Linked DNA regions of Homo sapiens: region 2 is linked to region 1. The links are chromatin loops, found by intact Hi-C in ENCODE. Cell type or tissue: heart right ventricle. All regions are shown on one strand.

The links. Hi-C counts contacts between places; a loop is a spot of excess contacts. Peaks named below come from ENCODE experiments on the same cell type or tissue, not always from the same donor. Only the 100,000 strongest peaks of a DNase experiment are listed, where the experiment ranks them.
Region 2: it touches region 1 in a loop (2.6-fold over the local background); 9 of 110 quality-filtered maps call a loop at or near these places.

What each region holds. Positions count from the first base shown.
Region 1 is chr14:66,396,778-66,404,777 of GRCh38, reverse strand. No RefSeq gene overlaps it. Among named protein-coding and RNA genes, the nearest start is that of CCDC196, 86 kb to the left of the region's middle. In heart right ventricle, CTCF peaks have their summits at 1,387 (motif pointing right), 3,130 (motif pointing left) and 6,110; no DNase peak of the experiment used is centred here.
Region 2 is chr14:66,484,273-66,492,272 of GRCh38, reverse strand. CCDC196 (coiled-coil domain containing 196) reads right to left here and starts at 5,902. Exons shown (of 10, transcript NM_001351576.1): 1 at 5,721-5,902; 2 at 5,464-5,616; 3 at 4,017-4,113; 4 at 3,236-3,286; 5 at 1,454-1,531; 6 at 1,169-1,252; 7 at 588-647; 8 at 79-220. The coding sequence starts at 5,770. In heart right ventricle, no CTCF peak of the experiment used is centred here; no DNase peak of the experiment used is centred here; H3K27ac peaks cover 434 bases.

The sequences.
Region 1 (8,000 bases):
CAGCAGTGGTTCTCAAAAGTGACTGTGTATATGAGTTACTGGAGAGTTTTTTACACACAGACTGCTGGGTCCTATCCCCAGAGAGTCTGATTCAGGAGACTAAAGTGGGGACTGAGAATGTACATTTCAAATTAAGTTCCCAGGTGATATTGATGCTGCTGGTCCTGTGACCACACTTGGAGAACCTCTGCCCTAGACTATTGGATCTTGCAGGAAATTGACAAATCGCTTAACTGATTAAAAACAAACCAGAGGTTCAAAGAGGAGGTGGTGGATCAACCAAGATCACTTTTGCTACTGGTGGTGGGCTCAAACCCAGGCTTCCTGAATTGAACACCAAAGCTTTCTCCACTACAAAATGCTCTTCAAGCTGTGCTCTTTAAAAATTCTCCAAAAGACACCAGATGGCTGCCAACAGGGGTGGTCCTACCAAGTGAATGCCAAGTTGCTAAATCCAACCCTGATAGCAACAGCTTTGAATATGAAGCCAGAGACAGTTTGCAAAAGCCTTTGTGTTCTTCGCAGCGTTGTCTCTCATCTTTCTAAATACTGTAGATAGAAAAGGAAGCACGTTGAGGAGGAGCAGACACAGCTAAGCAGGGCTCCAACACATTTCCAAAGGGGCATGCCTCCAGTGCCATGCTGCTAAGCTAGGGCTGCTAGTGGGAAGCCCCATTGACTTTGGATGCAAACCACAAAGCAGTCTCCTCTGCCACCACTGACTACTCCCTGCCTGCAGCCCCTGTATGTGCTGAGATGGCTTCAGAGATAAATTTAAAACTTAAAAAAATGCATTCTTTCTACTTTTGCTTGAATATGGGCTTCATCAGCCATCAAGGCTAATTGTAAGCTGCAGGATGCAAAAAGAATTAAAGTTAGCCAAACAACATTTGATTAACAAGACCTGGTGAAAGCAAAGCTAGGGAGAGTATGGAGTTTGTTTTTGGTTACCCCGGTCTCTTTGACCCTCTCATATTTCTCCAAGGTCCTCCACTTTGCCCTGCCCTTCTTGATTTCTATTCCTGTAAGATCTTTTTCATTTACCTTCAGCTAAAATCTGCTGAGGTATGAGATGAAAGAGATCTAAGGGCATGTTCGCCCATGGGCCTTTCAATTTTGATAAAAGACATTGGAAGAGTTAAAATCCCCTGATGCTCGGGAAAAATATGAAGCTCTGATGATGAAATTTTGGGTGTCATGGGGGCTGGAGTGAGAATCACAAATCAGGACCTTCCCTGGAATTCTTTATATTGAACCTCATAGGTGTCCAGCTAAGGTGAAAGCTTACCTTGTGTATTAGCAATACCAACAGAGGCTAATGCCTTATGAACCATCACTTATGTCTGCAGTACTTCTCACAAAAACTTTGTGTCCACTAGATGGCATTCAGATAGAGCTGGTGGATGAAGTCTTGGTTCTGTAACCTACCGAGGTTAAAAAAAAATCGTCCAGGGAGTACTTCCTTCCTGCCAGGGTTTTAGCTTTGTTCCTAATATCTCCGCCTCAGGATGTGTACTATACGTTTGTGCCTGCTACTGAGTGCAGAAATACGTGTCATCTTACTTGCATATGGCACTTTATAGTTTTCAATGTACCTCACATGTATTACTCCTTTTTGAGCTCACTTCTCAGATTTGTAGAAATTATCATTTCCATTTTACCTCTGAGGAAACAGAGGTTCAAATACATCAGCTAGGAAGTAGCAGAACTAGAACTTGAATCTAAACCTTTTGGTTCTCATTCTAAATAGACCATATTTCATCCCAAAACGGGAAATCAGGGGTGTATCATAGAAGAGACAGAGAGGTGCTGGCTGACTGAGAGGGCAGGAAAACCCTTAGAGGACTACCTGGAATTGGAAAGTGAGTCTGGTCAGCATATGAAAATATAGAAAAGGGGAACATTCTGGGAGCACCCTTCCCTCTGGTGATACCAGTGGATGCTATGATTTCCGTGCCTTAGGTCCAGAGCAGTGGGGCAGACAACAACATAGTATAGCCTGTGACTTTCAGGAAGTCAGGAGATTAGGAAACCGCAGGTTGGGCTGCAGAGAAGAAACATGGTGCTTTACATGGAGCAGAGGATTTGCCAGCTACCTCTGAGATTCCACTCGTGCAGTCAAGACAAGTCCTGAGATGAGACTGCTTCAAAATCACATTTCAGCTGGGAATGCAAAAATGACTGTGGGTACATAGAAGGGCTTGTGCTGACCGACATCTCCCAGGAATTATCTGCATGTTGTCTACTTATTTAATGCATTATATAAATGTTATAGAGTGTTGTATTTCATTAATACTGTCTTGTTGTAGAATACTTGTCCTGTATTCCAGATGTTCCCAGGGATAGTGGGAGAAGGGTTTATATGAACCAGCAATATTCCATGCATTTAGTTACTCCTGGGAAATTAATATAGCAATAGCAGTGACTAAGGAATTAAGAGAAGGAAGGTGGTAGATTAGCAGACACAAAGGTACTAAGATGGAAATGAGTTTATCTGCAGGGAAGAATACAAACCCCTGCCTTGTCAAAGTGGAGAATCTGGGAACAATTGAAAGTAAGCTTGGACAGGTAATTTGAGACTGCATTATTGGGCCTGGTGTGCCACACTGCAGAGGACTGCCTTGATGATGGCATTTGGACATCATTAAAGGTTTTTAGTGTGATGCTAGGAGGGTTATTCCAGCAATACACAAGATGGCTAGGAGTGGGAAGAGCCTGGGGACAGGGAGAAAAGACCTACAGATACTGGATTAATTTTCATATGAGGTAATAAAGGGCTGACTTCGTGTGGAAATGGAAATGAAGGACAGATATGAAAGATACTAAGATGAGTCAATGAGAAAGTCAGTTGTTTATTGAACATGTTGTCCCCACTGGGTTTTCCTGTTATTCTTTTAACCTCACATTCTTGCTGCTTGTTTTCTCAATGTGGTCCCCTGTTGTCTTAATAGAGCAGTGGAGCTCTGCTCATTAAAATTATGCAGCACAAGTATCACTCATTTTAAGTAACTGATTTTATAGCACTTCAAACCTGCCAAGTTGATAAATTAGGCACTGTACTATTTTACACAATCTGGAGTCTCAGATTTAGGGAATTTTGAAAATTGGCAAATCCTGTGGCAAATGGCAGCACCTGCTGGCAAATATGATATTACAGGCTAACTCAAGTAGACAGTGCAATGGCCCAGAAGAAGATGAACAAAGAGAACAAAGCTGGCAGGAGCTGGAAGGCTTGAGGAGGGGAATCCATAGGCTTGGAAGAAATTAATATATTCTGGGAAAAGCAGTGATGGCAAAATAATTTGGGAAAATCAATTCAGAGAAATTTTTAAAAACTAATATGTGCCTATCACTATGCTAGGTGCTCTGAACAATATAAATGTGTTATCAGACAAGGTTCCTGACCTCATAGGCAATCATACGTTTAGAATGATACATTCTACAAATTGAAATGTTGCAAAAAGTTCTTTTAGGATAACATTACAAACCAGCATTTCAAAAGTCTGACTTCCCTCCCCAAACCTTCTGCAAAAATAATTTTGTATTTAATGCATTTGAGAATTATTTTCTTCAGAATTGTTTTCCCTGTGAAAATAATTTTTAATATGCTGAAACTTGGTGTATGTGAAGCAGAGGGTAGGAGAGCATGGAATTCACTTTTTAGCCCTTACTAAAATTCATTCATTCTGTAAAGTTAGGTTTTCCAGACTATCTGGTTCAAGGAAGATGACAAAAGTCTTTGTAAGGTCTGGTCATAGATTTTCAGGGAGACTGATGTGCAAGAAACCTCCATAGCTTCTTGATCATTTATATTTCACCTTTTTCCCCAGAAAGAATTTAAGACAACTTTAAGGCAGACATGGACAGCAAACGGTAATAACTAACCATGTGCAAAACTTTATAGTGGCTACAGGAAGGGATAAAATGAGACAGGAGATGTAGTAACTACCCTTAAAGAATCTGATTGGGAAGACGGGAGTAGATATAAAAAGTTAATGAATAATACAAGATTATCTATAAAGAACACAGTTTCTGGAGCTGAGTGACTGGGTCAAAATCCTGGCTTTGCAGTTCTCCAGCTGGGTAACCTTGGGAAAGTTACATAAACTTTCAATCCTTATTTGTAAAAGGGGGATAATAATAGTATCTGCCTCACAGGGTTGCTGTGAGTTTTAAATAGGTTAATATATGAAAGTAGTATACAGAGCATAGAGTATAGTAAGCACTATAGATATTAGCTGCTATTATTATGAAAACTGGTAAATGAGTGGCACATTCAGCAATTTCTGCAGGAGTCAGCTGTAAATTCTTTTGGGAAATACTAAGATAAATAAAGCAATAGTGTTTAGAAGAAAAGAACAGAGAAGATGAACTTGGGAGGTTTACTGGGAGGGTGGTGGTCATTCGTGTAAGCTGAATTTTTGAAAAGAAGAAGGATTTACATAAGAGAAGAGACAGGGAGAATGGCCTGAATCATAGTGCAGAGACAGAAGTGCATGTAGCCTGTTCTAGGGACAGGAGGAGAGGCTGGTCTGCTTCAAGCAGTGTCAGTATAGGGGGAAGTATTATAGTTGAGGCCCTTTACTAGGATGATCCTGGAAGCCTTTAAATATCAGGGTAAGTCAAAACTTTACTCTGAAGACATGGGAACCACAGATAAGGTTTGAATGGGATAGTGTGGCACATTAGGAAAGTTAATTTGTGCTATACAGGTGAAGTATGCCAGGAGACTGGTTAAGGGTCAAGTAAGTATAGGACCAGAAGTGCAACTGTGAGAGTCCGGACAAGGGGAAAGGCAGGTGGAAAGATGATGAGATGGACCTTACTGAGGAAGACCTGATGACCCTGAATGTAGAGGCCAAGGGAAAGGGTAGGAAGATCCTACTGTTTGAAGCTGGAGACATTGGAATAATTGAGATATAATCAAGTGAGCTAAGGAGCATGTGGCTGGGGATGCCACAGATGATGTTTTGTTCTATACATGTTGATAGAATATTGAGATAATAGAAAAAAATGAACATTTATAATGTCTGGGGCAGTTTCTAGCAAGAGTCTCAGACAAATGTCCTTAGCAGTTCTAGGGTGGAGGGGCCCCTTGAGTATGGAGTCCATCCCTTGGCAAAAATCCAAATAATTTCCCCAACTTTTCATTTTTGTATATGTAATGTTATTATAGGACTGCTGATTTCACTGCTGTTAGTCTGAGTCTGGGTCGTGTTTGAGCTCCTCAAAAAGCACCTGAGCAATGTACAGTTTTTATCATCAATAGTACTAAGTCTGGCCCATCCATCCTGGCTTATTCACATTCAGTCTTTTGTGCTGACTTTCTGCCTGAGGACCCCAATGTCTCACCTTCCAATTTCGCATTAATGTTAATGATGACCGCTAAAGCAGAAAATCAGATCAGCATGCAAAGACATAGATCTGTTCCCTGAAGAGTTGCTGGTTTACCCAAAAGTGAAAGTCTTGGTGTGTTTTTATCCTTCAGGTAAAGTCTGGTAAATGATGAGAAGCACCCCTTTCCTCAAGTGAAAGGTTGATGCCGTTAGAAATGGTTCGCTCTTTGCAACCTCATTTAGCAGCACACTCAAAAGTGGTTCATTAAGCCGTAAGCAGCTGTGTAGTGGCACCAGAGACTTCTGCAGGCATTGGGCTGAGATGGTGGCTTCACTGTTTAACTTCTGAGTCTGGGGCCATTTAGAACTCAGTAGGAAGAACAGACAGAGTAGCAAGTGCAATGAAATTGAACATGGCCAGATTTACCCTAACATTGAATTAAGGCTATAGACACTGAAATCCAGAAATAGCAATAACCTTACATATAAAACAAGAAGGGGTAAATTTTGCAAGGGCTCATTTGTTTACCCATTTCAAGGTTTGAGTGGTCAGATGTAATAGGGTTACAAAGGAATATAGAAATAAAAATCCTAATCTATAGCTTGCCCCCTGCCATATTGCAGCTAAATGCATTTCTGTATGTCTTAGGTTTTTACCTAATATTTTTTTCCTATGTGGTGTTGTGGATGAGTTTAAAATTATATTCACCTTATGGAATTTCTCCAGTGTGCAATCTATTCACCTGTTCTTCCACTTATAAGTCAGCAATGCCCCCCGTGGCAGTGAGCACAAATAGCTCAATATGCTTTGAGTCATACTTTCCATTTTTATAACTACTGCTTGTTTTAGAGTCTAATTTTAGGCTTGACTTATTTTTTCCTCTCTAAGTGTTATATTAATAAAATTCACAATGCCTTGACTGTAGCAAAGAGTCAAATATTCATTGAATGACTGTTTCATAATCATAGGAGACAGGAGAGAGCTCAGGAAGAAAACTCTTTATTGTCTTTGGTGATGCTATTGTGCAAACAGTATAGTCACAAGAGCAAGGCACATTTGTGTTCCAATTCTATGTGACATGTGCCTATCACTTACACTAGCTGTATCTCAGTTTCCTTATCTTCTAGACGGGAGAGCATGATCTTTATAGAATCATCATAAAGAATGCAGACATAACATATAAGAAGTGCCTAGCAGAATACCTAGTATATTAAAAAGGCCCTTAGAGAGTCTTTGTTGAAGAAATGAATAACTCCAAGGGAAAATTTCAGAAGACACAAACAATCTGCTATATACAGCAAAGTTTCTGAAGTGCCATGCTGATGATATATCTATCATGGTGCTAGATACATATTATAATCATCTCATTCCATATCCACTTTTTTTTAAATTTTTCCTGACACTTCATTTTGTTTTTTTTCTTTTTATTTATTTTATGTATTTATTTTATTTTATTATTATTATACTTTAAGTTTTAGGGTACAAGTGCACAATGTGCAGGTTTGTTACATATGTATACACGTGCCTTGTTGGTGTACTGCACCCATTAACTCATCATTTAGCATTAGGTATATCTCCTAATGCTATCCCTCCCCTCTCCCCCCACCCCACAACAGTCCCCGGAGTGTGATGTTCCCCTTCCTGTGTCCATGTGTTCTCGTTGTTCAATTCCCACCTATGAGTGAGAACATGCGGTGTTTGGTTTTTTGTCCTTGCGATAGTTTGCTGAGAATGATGATTTCCAGCTTCATCCACATCCCTACAAAGGACATGAACTCATCGTTTTTTATGGCTGCGTGGTATTCCATGGTGTATATGTGCCACATTTTCTTAATCCAGTCTATCGTTGTTGGACATTTGGGTTGGTTCCAAGTCTTTGCTATTGTGAATAGTGCCACAATAAACATACGTGTGCATGTGTCTTTATAGGAGCATGATTTATAGTCCTTTGGGTATATGCCCAGTAATGGGATGGCTGGGTCACATGGTATTTCTAGTTCTAAATCCCTGAGGAATCGCCACACTGACTTCCACTATGGTTGAACTAGTTTACAGTCCCACCAACAGTGTAAAAGTGTTCCTATTTCTCCACATCCTCTCCAGCACCTGTTGTTTCCTGACTTTTTAATGATTGCCATTCTAACTGGTGTGAGATGGTATCTCATTGTGGTTTTGATTTGCATTTCTCTGATGGCCAGTGATGATGAGCATTTTTTCATGTGTCTTTTGGCTGCATAAATGTCTTCTTTTGAGAAGTGTCTGTTCATATTCTTCACCCACTTTTTGATGGGGTTGTTTGTTTTTTCTTGTAAATTTGTTTGAATTGATTGTAGATTCTGGATATTAGCCCTTTGTCAGATGAGTAGGTTGCAAAAATTTTCTCCCATTTTGTAGGTTGCCTGTTCACTCTGATGGTAGTTTCTTTTGCTGTGCAGAAGCTCTTTAGTTTAATTAGATCCCATTTGTCAATTTTGGCTTTTGTTGCCATTGCTTTTGGTGTTTTAGACATGAAGTCCTTGCCCATGCCTATGTCCTGCATGGTATTGCCTAGGTTTTCTTCCAGGGGTTTTATGGTTTTAGGTCTAACATGTAAGTCTTTAATCCATCTTGAATTAATTTTTGTATAAGGTGTAAGGAAGGGATCCAGTTTCAGCTTTCTCCAT
Region 2 (8,000 bases), 87 kb before region 1:
CACTTTACAAGTAAAGGTCTCCAATATAAAATAAACAAAACAAAACCTCAAACTGTGTACCTGGGATATTCTACCTACCTTGGGACCCAGGAAGATTTAAAAATGCTTGCATTGGCTCAAAATTCTGCTGCAAATACAGTGATAATTTCAGGTCATTGGCCTTCTGGTAGTTCTTCAAGGCTTCAATTCTCAGCTCAATCACTTTGCCATGAAAATCATTCTGAAAGAGAATATTTTCCAAAACTACACATATAGGATTGGCTTCTCTGAATCCATTGTTACCTGAATCCTCTTTACCCAGAAGTTAAAAAGTAATTCCATCATGCTCAGTCTTTAAAAGTTGGGTAGAAAGTATTTGTGATTTTTCCCCATTTAGAATAGAACGAAATCAAGAATATAGGAAGAAATACCATTTATTCCAAGTTCAGAGATAGGTCCCTTCAGCTATCTTTCTATGATACATTTGTTTTAGCAGGGCAATCGGTAATCTAGGATGTGGGGACTGGGCTTCACAATATGCAGCTAAAAGCCTTTGTATTATATGAATGAAATTGCATCCTATATCCAGCCTTGGAAGATCTTAGTACCTGAAGGATGTTATTTTGTTCCTGATACTTGACCCATTCCATTTTCCTCTGTTGCTTTTCCTGGTGGAAGAAAGAGCCTCTGGGTGACAAAGTAAATTGAGATCAGCAATCAGTTTTCTCAATATGCTGCAAAAGCCTTATAGCAAAATTATAGTGTCGCAGATTTACTATTAAATTGACTTTAACTGCACAATTCTCTTAATTGGCCTCAACTGTACAAGCCATCCTCTAAAAGCTAATGAATAGGGTTATTTTATGTTGGTGAGTTGGTTATGGGAAGATGAGATACCAGCATACTACCACTGAATACATTTTCAAAGACAAATGAACGGAAGTTCTGACATCATTTAGCTGTTGCAGAGTTATCATTGTTGGTATAGCTTCTCTCACTTTTTCGTAATATGATTTCCCAGAAACTTGTGATATCACTCTAACTCAAATATAGTAACACAAGGGAACCAAATCTATAAAAATTGGCATTGGTCCAAGAGCACACCATACCTTAGGCAAATTACTACAACATTAAAGATTTCTAGTTTACTAGCTCTAAAAGCCACTGCCATTCAGAATGGCTGTACTACCTTCCTTATCTCCTTCACTTTCTCTGCAAATGATTTCTCCAGTTCACTCTCAGTCTTCCTAGGTGATGAGGGGGATTTGGGAGCCTGGGATGAAAGAAGAGAGCTAAAGGAATAAGAGGTCCTAGGAAAGAAGTGCAATGTCTCAGCAGGCCATAAATCTAATAAACCCTAAAAACCCAGATCCTACCTATCTGCCTACCCAAATTAGCCCTGATTGTCAGCAGGCTGTTTCCAGCTGTGTGACATCGACAATCTTGAAATTTTAAGTACATGCAGTCCACTTGCCTTTCCATCCTGCAAGTCTGCCTTGTTTTTTGTCTGTGGTGCTTTTTGTTGATCACTAAGTTCTTCTGCCTCGAATGTCTGTGGAAAGACATTTTGGCAAAGCTTTAAAGTAGTGGAAATTAAAGAGGGAAGTGGAAAACCAATATGGGTCAAGGTTTTGGTTCCTGCCAGTCAGCAGCTTCTCAGGGCCTGGCATGAAAAGTGTACTACCAAAGGGAGTTGAGAATGTAATGAGCCCTTCCTTTCATTCAGTCCCTTGAGTGTACCTTATAGGAATGAAAACTATTAGCTGGACCCTTAGCCAGTCACTACTCTAAGCTACTTACTGCATTACTCTGCTTATTTTCCTTACTGTACTGTATTGCAGACATTCTCATTTAATCCTCACAATTCTTTGAGGACCATTTTTATTTCCATATTATAGATGAGAAACCTGAGACTTGGAGAGGTTATTTGTTTAGGGTTACACAACTAGGAAAGTACAGAGTTGGAATTTGAACCAGATCTTTCTGATTCTGAAGCCTGTGTTCTTGACCACTAGGCATGCTGTTCTTCTAAAATATGAGTAGGGAAAGTTGATCACAGGTTAAGTGTATAGATGTCCCTTTTGAGAGCTCTGTAGAAGCTGGATTTAGATAGAGGAATTGTGCTGGCACATTTCCTATTACGAGGACTCAAGAACCCAGGAACTAAAACTTCTGGAAATTCATAGAACTAATTTGTAACTGCCCACGAGAACCTGGAGCAGATCTCAATACAAGATGCAGGGCTTGAAGGTATTCTGATTATTTGTGGAAAAGTCAGATGAAAAAAAAAGACAGAGATCACACTATATATCTGTTTATATCACAAGACACAGTCTACTCTTCTAGTTGCATAGTCTGTAAAGAAGCACTTGGGTCCCAAGGGATTAGTCTTGGACAAAGTCTCGGACAAGGGACAAAGGAATTCCCTGTCCCCTTCCCCCTACTCCCTGGCTCTGGTTTCCCAGCAAAAGGCCCTAATATTGTTATCTTAAACAATGTGGTGATTGCTGTAAAATTATAAGGGTATTGGAATTAGGTATTCATTTGTTTATTCATCCAACTTACATGTATTGATTCTCTACTATGTTCCAAGCATTGTGCTAGGAGCTATAGATTTGGACAAAGCAATCAAGATATTGAAGGAGCTTGAGAAGATACAGGAGGAGGCAGGGAAACAAGAAACAATTTAAAAAGTAATAATAATACAATAATAATAATTTTATATTATAAACAGTGCTATTGAGCACATAAGCAGAGTTATATAATAGAAAAGGGGAGGAGGATGCCCTACTTTAGATGGAGCAAACAAGGATGGCTTCTCTAAGGAGATGACATTTAAGCTGAGACCTGAAGGATGAGAATGAGCCAACCATGAGAAAATAGCATTACAGGCAGTGGAGAAGGCAAGAGCAAAGTCCTTGAGATAGGAAAAAGCTTGGCATGTTTGAGAAACCACAAGAAGCCAGTGGCATGGTTGCATAGAAAGCAAGGGAAGGACATCTATGAGAGGAAACTGGAGAATAGGCAAGAGCCAGATTATGCCACAATTAGTGGCTGTAAAGGTTTTTCATAAGAAGAGTAACATGCTTTGATTGTTTTAAAAAGATCACCTTGGCTGCTGTGTAGAGAATGGATTGGAATGAGGCATGGGTGGAAGCAAGGACATGAAACAATGAGGATGGGGGCCAGAGGAAAGGGAGGTTCTTTGCGTTGTGATCTGTAGGACAATACTTTCAATAGATCCTTAGAGGCACACCTTGTTCCATAGCATCTCCATTTCCTTCCGAAGCATCTTGTTTTTCCTTTCCTGTTGGAGGGGGAAGAACCAAACAAACAGAAGCATGTATTTGTCCAGCCATTGAAGTGGGTTTGGAAGAAGTTACTAAGTAATAGTGGAAAAAGGGTCCAGGGACATAGTAAACCACAGAGGAAGGCAATGAATGGGTCTAATCCCAAATCCAGGAGCATAAGAGATGTTTGATGATGATGATGGTAAAAAAAAAACCAAGTTATTGTTTTAAGTAATAACTTTAATTATAATAATTGTGAGACAGTATCTATAGAAATGAGTTCCTAACACTTAAGATGCTCTTATGTGGCCATTTCTTGGGGGCTTAGACCACTAATTTTTAATTTTTAAGATCCTTTACATTGCTGATTGAAAGAAAATCTTGTAAGAATCCTGCAGAGCAAACTATTTCTTTTCTTTTACTTTGATAGGTATTTTCTATTCTTTATAGCAAATATTTTACTATTCTTTCTGAAATGTGAAGAGTTAATATGGTTATATTCATTAATTCCCTAGATAAAAAGTTTTTAAAAGTCAAAGAATAGAATTTTTGCTTGCTAGTCGTGTTCTTCCCAACATTCCATCTGACTCCTTTTGGGTCACCCTGGACTTTCTAGATCAAGGAGATATGAGTGTTGGAGCATCAGATGCTAGAGATGAGTACTCTGTCTTTCTCTCCACATCTGACACTGCAATGGAATTGAGCCCTATTCAGGAGGCTGTTCCTGGAGTCCCTCCTACTTCTTACCAAGTTCTGTTTCATCTCCTCTGCTTCCTTAAGGAGCTCCATGACCGAGGATTCCTCACACCCCTTCCCTGCCATGATCTGTCTCATGATCTGAAGACTAGAAGAAAGAGAGGCATCATAAAACATACATACCTCCTTAAGGGTAATACTGATGTTCTGCAACTAGTCAGAAAGTACTCTACCATGAAAGTTAGATGGCGACTGAAATATCAGGAGTTATGGAAGCCCTTCTGGTCATAGAAGATCTCTGTAACTAAGATGTTTCCATTTCTAATTGACATTTGCCTATCTATGTGCTCTAGAATGAATTCTGTGCTCTTTAATGCTTAAAACTTAGGTCTCCAACAGCCAGGGAGAGTCCTTTCCACCCCCTCAGAAGAATGTTGCAGTGTGTGACTTTTGGGAGAAGAAGGGGTAATTCTGCCCCCTTTATAAGAAGAGGTTGAAGAACCTGCTATCTTCTAGGATAAATCCCAGAGTTATTTCCTAACCCATCTCTGTCCTCTGTCCACTTTCTCCCACTTCCTTGCTTCTTCCTATGAGGACATTTGAGTCTATTGGGGAAGTCACTGATATCCTTTCATAGCCCCAGAGAATGCAAGCCATTAAGAAGTTCTAACAAAATCTAAATCAAAATCAAGTCCTTGTGAGAGAGGATATTCCTTAAAGGCATAAATTATTTTATATTTGTGTTCTTGTACTTTTTTCTCCCCAGTTCTAAGCGAAGAACACAATTCTAAGACTTTGTGTTTTCTTGCTCTGAGAGAAGTCTATTTTGCTGAGTTGTAAGCAGCTGGTGCTTGTTGCTGAGTTGTAAGCAGCTGGTGCTTGACCACAACTTTCTGCCTGCGTTTTGTTCTCCAAAAATATGAGTCCTTTGAGATGCTTATGATAAGGGTATAGAATAAAGATAGACTCACTGAGGAGAGAGGTTCTGAGACTAGAAAGGAAACAGAGTTTGTGGGTCCCAAGTACAGTGAGTGCTCTGGTAAAGAGTTAAGACTTCAGCTGCCTAGTATATTTAGAGAGGCTGTGCCCTAATTCAGAGGGCTCCTAGGCTTAGAAAATACTGCCATTCCACTGCTTGGCATAGAAAGAGCAGAGTTATTTATTCTAAAGTGATCATGCATAAGAAAGCATCTGTGTGACCGTGGTAAACTAATGCTATTAAAAGCGTTTCACTATTTCTTGGGTGGGCAGCCTGGGGAGGAAGAGTTATAACTAGCCCCACGAAATGAGGGCTGAGTCATATTTAATTTACTAAAAGAAAATAAAGGATTTGTTGTCACCCTGACTTGGTAGTTACAAATTGTTTGCCTGCTACAGCTGAATGTCCAAACCTTTAGTAATTAACAAAAAAAAAAATTGTAAGTAATTATTGCCAGTCCTTTGGAGATCAAGTTCTCCAGCCTTTTTACCTCTAGGAATCCAGAGTAAGAGCCCGTACCTCCTTTGTTTTTCCTCCAAGTTAGACATTAACTTTTGAAATAAGAGGTTGTTTTTATCTTCTAGAGGTTTGAGCATCTCTAGCAGTTCCTGCTTCCTTAGCTTTAAGTCCTCATTCAATTCCTTCAAGTAGTTGTCATCTATTTTAGAACTTCTGTGGGAAGAGGCACAATAATATCTGCCTTTAGCCTGGGTTGAGAGAGAGAGAGAGAGAGAGAGACCCTCTTTTCTATTCAGCATTTTCCATCAAAGACTCACCTTATTTCTGAGGGCAGGTAAGATCCTGAAGAGTTTGCACCACTTGTCATCTTGAAGGGTAACTTCTAAGAATAAAGAGGCCTTCCTGAAAATATGTGCCTTTTTTTCTATCCAGTTAAGTCATTATTTTTGTGCTGCTGTTCTTGAAACTCCTGCTGCAGTGGACTGATCTTAGCTACAGCGAGGTCACAATGGCCCTAATACCACATAATCAACAGGTCTTTAAAGTAATTTCAACATCAATGGCAGTTTGTTGACTGGAAATACTAACTACATCTGATCAGTTCTTGCCTTAGATCTAGCCAAATGACAAAGTTTTATTCTGAAGTCTTTGAATGAATAGGATGGAATCACATCATATCTACTTTTGTGTTAGAAAATGTTGGACTGTCAAAAACGACTCATCAACACCTTCTTTCATGGCAACAAACCTCTGTGAAATGCCACTATCTGTAGAGCACAGTGACAGAGTCTGCAAATGAAGAAAAGATAAAGACACAGCATATACCTTTTGGGGGCCTCAAGAGGAAGAAGGAATACTTCTAAGAGACTTTTTTTTAAAAGAGATCAAACTGGCAAATACAGGGTATGGATATAATAGAATAATATAATATATAAGCCACTGTCATTATTTTTCAATCTTTAAAATTTGATATTATCATAATGGCAGGTAAAAGAATATTGGACATGTAGGAAGAGGATTTAATTTGTGAAAGATCCATATCGTCAGTATGTCCTTCCATAACCACACTCTTCCCTGAAAGATTGTGTAATAATTCTAGCCTCCCTTCAGGATTTTCTGGTTCTGCTTCTATTTTCTTTTTTATTACATTTCTTTTACTACATTTCTTTTGGACCTTAAGATCTCTTGTCTTCATCTATGTCACTTATTGGAAGGTAACCCAGTTATACATTTGTTTTTTTTTCATGCCTTTTAAACACAGTTTTAGAGAAGTATTTTTAGTGAAGGTCTCAAAGTGAGTTAAGTCATGTCAATGTCAAGTACTAACTGAACACTTCCAGCCATTTTCTAGGGGTGTTCTCCAAAGTAACTTAACCCCTTTATGTTGTGGGAAACATTAAAGGGAGAGTATTATAATGGAAATAACACAAGATTTAGTTTGTCAGACTTTGGTTTGGATCTCAGCTTCACTGTGCATAGTGAGCTGCTTGTGAGCAAGTTACTAAATTTTCTGAGTCTCAGTTTCTGCTTTTGTAAAAGTGAGAAAGGTAATATCGACCTGATAGGTTCGTTGTGAGTATGAAATGTATTATGTACAGAGCTTGGTTCATGTTAGATGTTCCCATTTTAGTGAGTTTGTGTTTATTTGGTTTGGGTTTTAGGATTGCTTAATGCCTCAGTTAAGTGGTCAGATACAGAAAGGGTGATTTATATGAGGCTAATGAAACTTAAACTTTAGAGCCCTTTATTTTCACAGACCTCTTCCAAAGGCCCTGAACCTCATTTTGTATTCGTAATTTTGTATTCTTTTTTGGAAAGACAGACCACTCCAAATTATGTGTTTTAGGGGCCCACAAAACAAAGATCTGCTTCTGGTTAAATAGGATACATAGCTCTCCTAAGTATCCTCTACATCAAAACTTCTTTGGTAGTCTCTACACATACTTCTCTTTTTTTTGAGGCAGAGTGTTGCTCTGTTGCCCAGGCTGGAGTGCAGTGGCACAGTCTCAGCTCACTGCAACCTCCACCTCCCGAGTTTAAGCGATTCTCGTGCCTCAGCCTCCTGAGTAGCTGGGATTACAGGTGTGCACCATCACACCCAGCTAATTTTTGTATTTTTAATAGAAATGGGGTTTCACCTTCTTAGCCAGGCTAGTCTCAAACTCCTGACCTCAAATGATCCACCTGCCTTAGCCTCCCAAAATGCTTGGATTACAAGTGTGAGCCACCATGCCTGGCCTACAAATACCTTTACAACATATATATGTCACTTGTAAGTTTTGGATGATACCTGGTGTAATATGATGTTAAATTAGGACAGCCATATCAAATCATATATAATTCACATTGGTTGCCCTAGGAATTTCCATGAAAAGTTTGGATTGAATGAGGGTGAGAAAACGCCTCACAGTTAAAAAAAAGAAACTGGTTGGATGAATTATCATTAGTAGCATCTTTGACTGCATATGTGACAGGTGGTAGCAAATAGTAGAGGACAAAAATGGCATTGATCGCTAAAGTATTGCCTCTCTAAATTTCATGTTGTGATACTTGGTTGGCAGAACTATGATAGAATTTTGAAACATTTAATGGGCAGT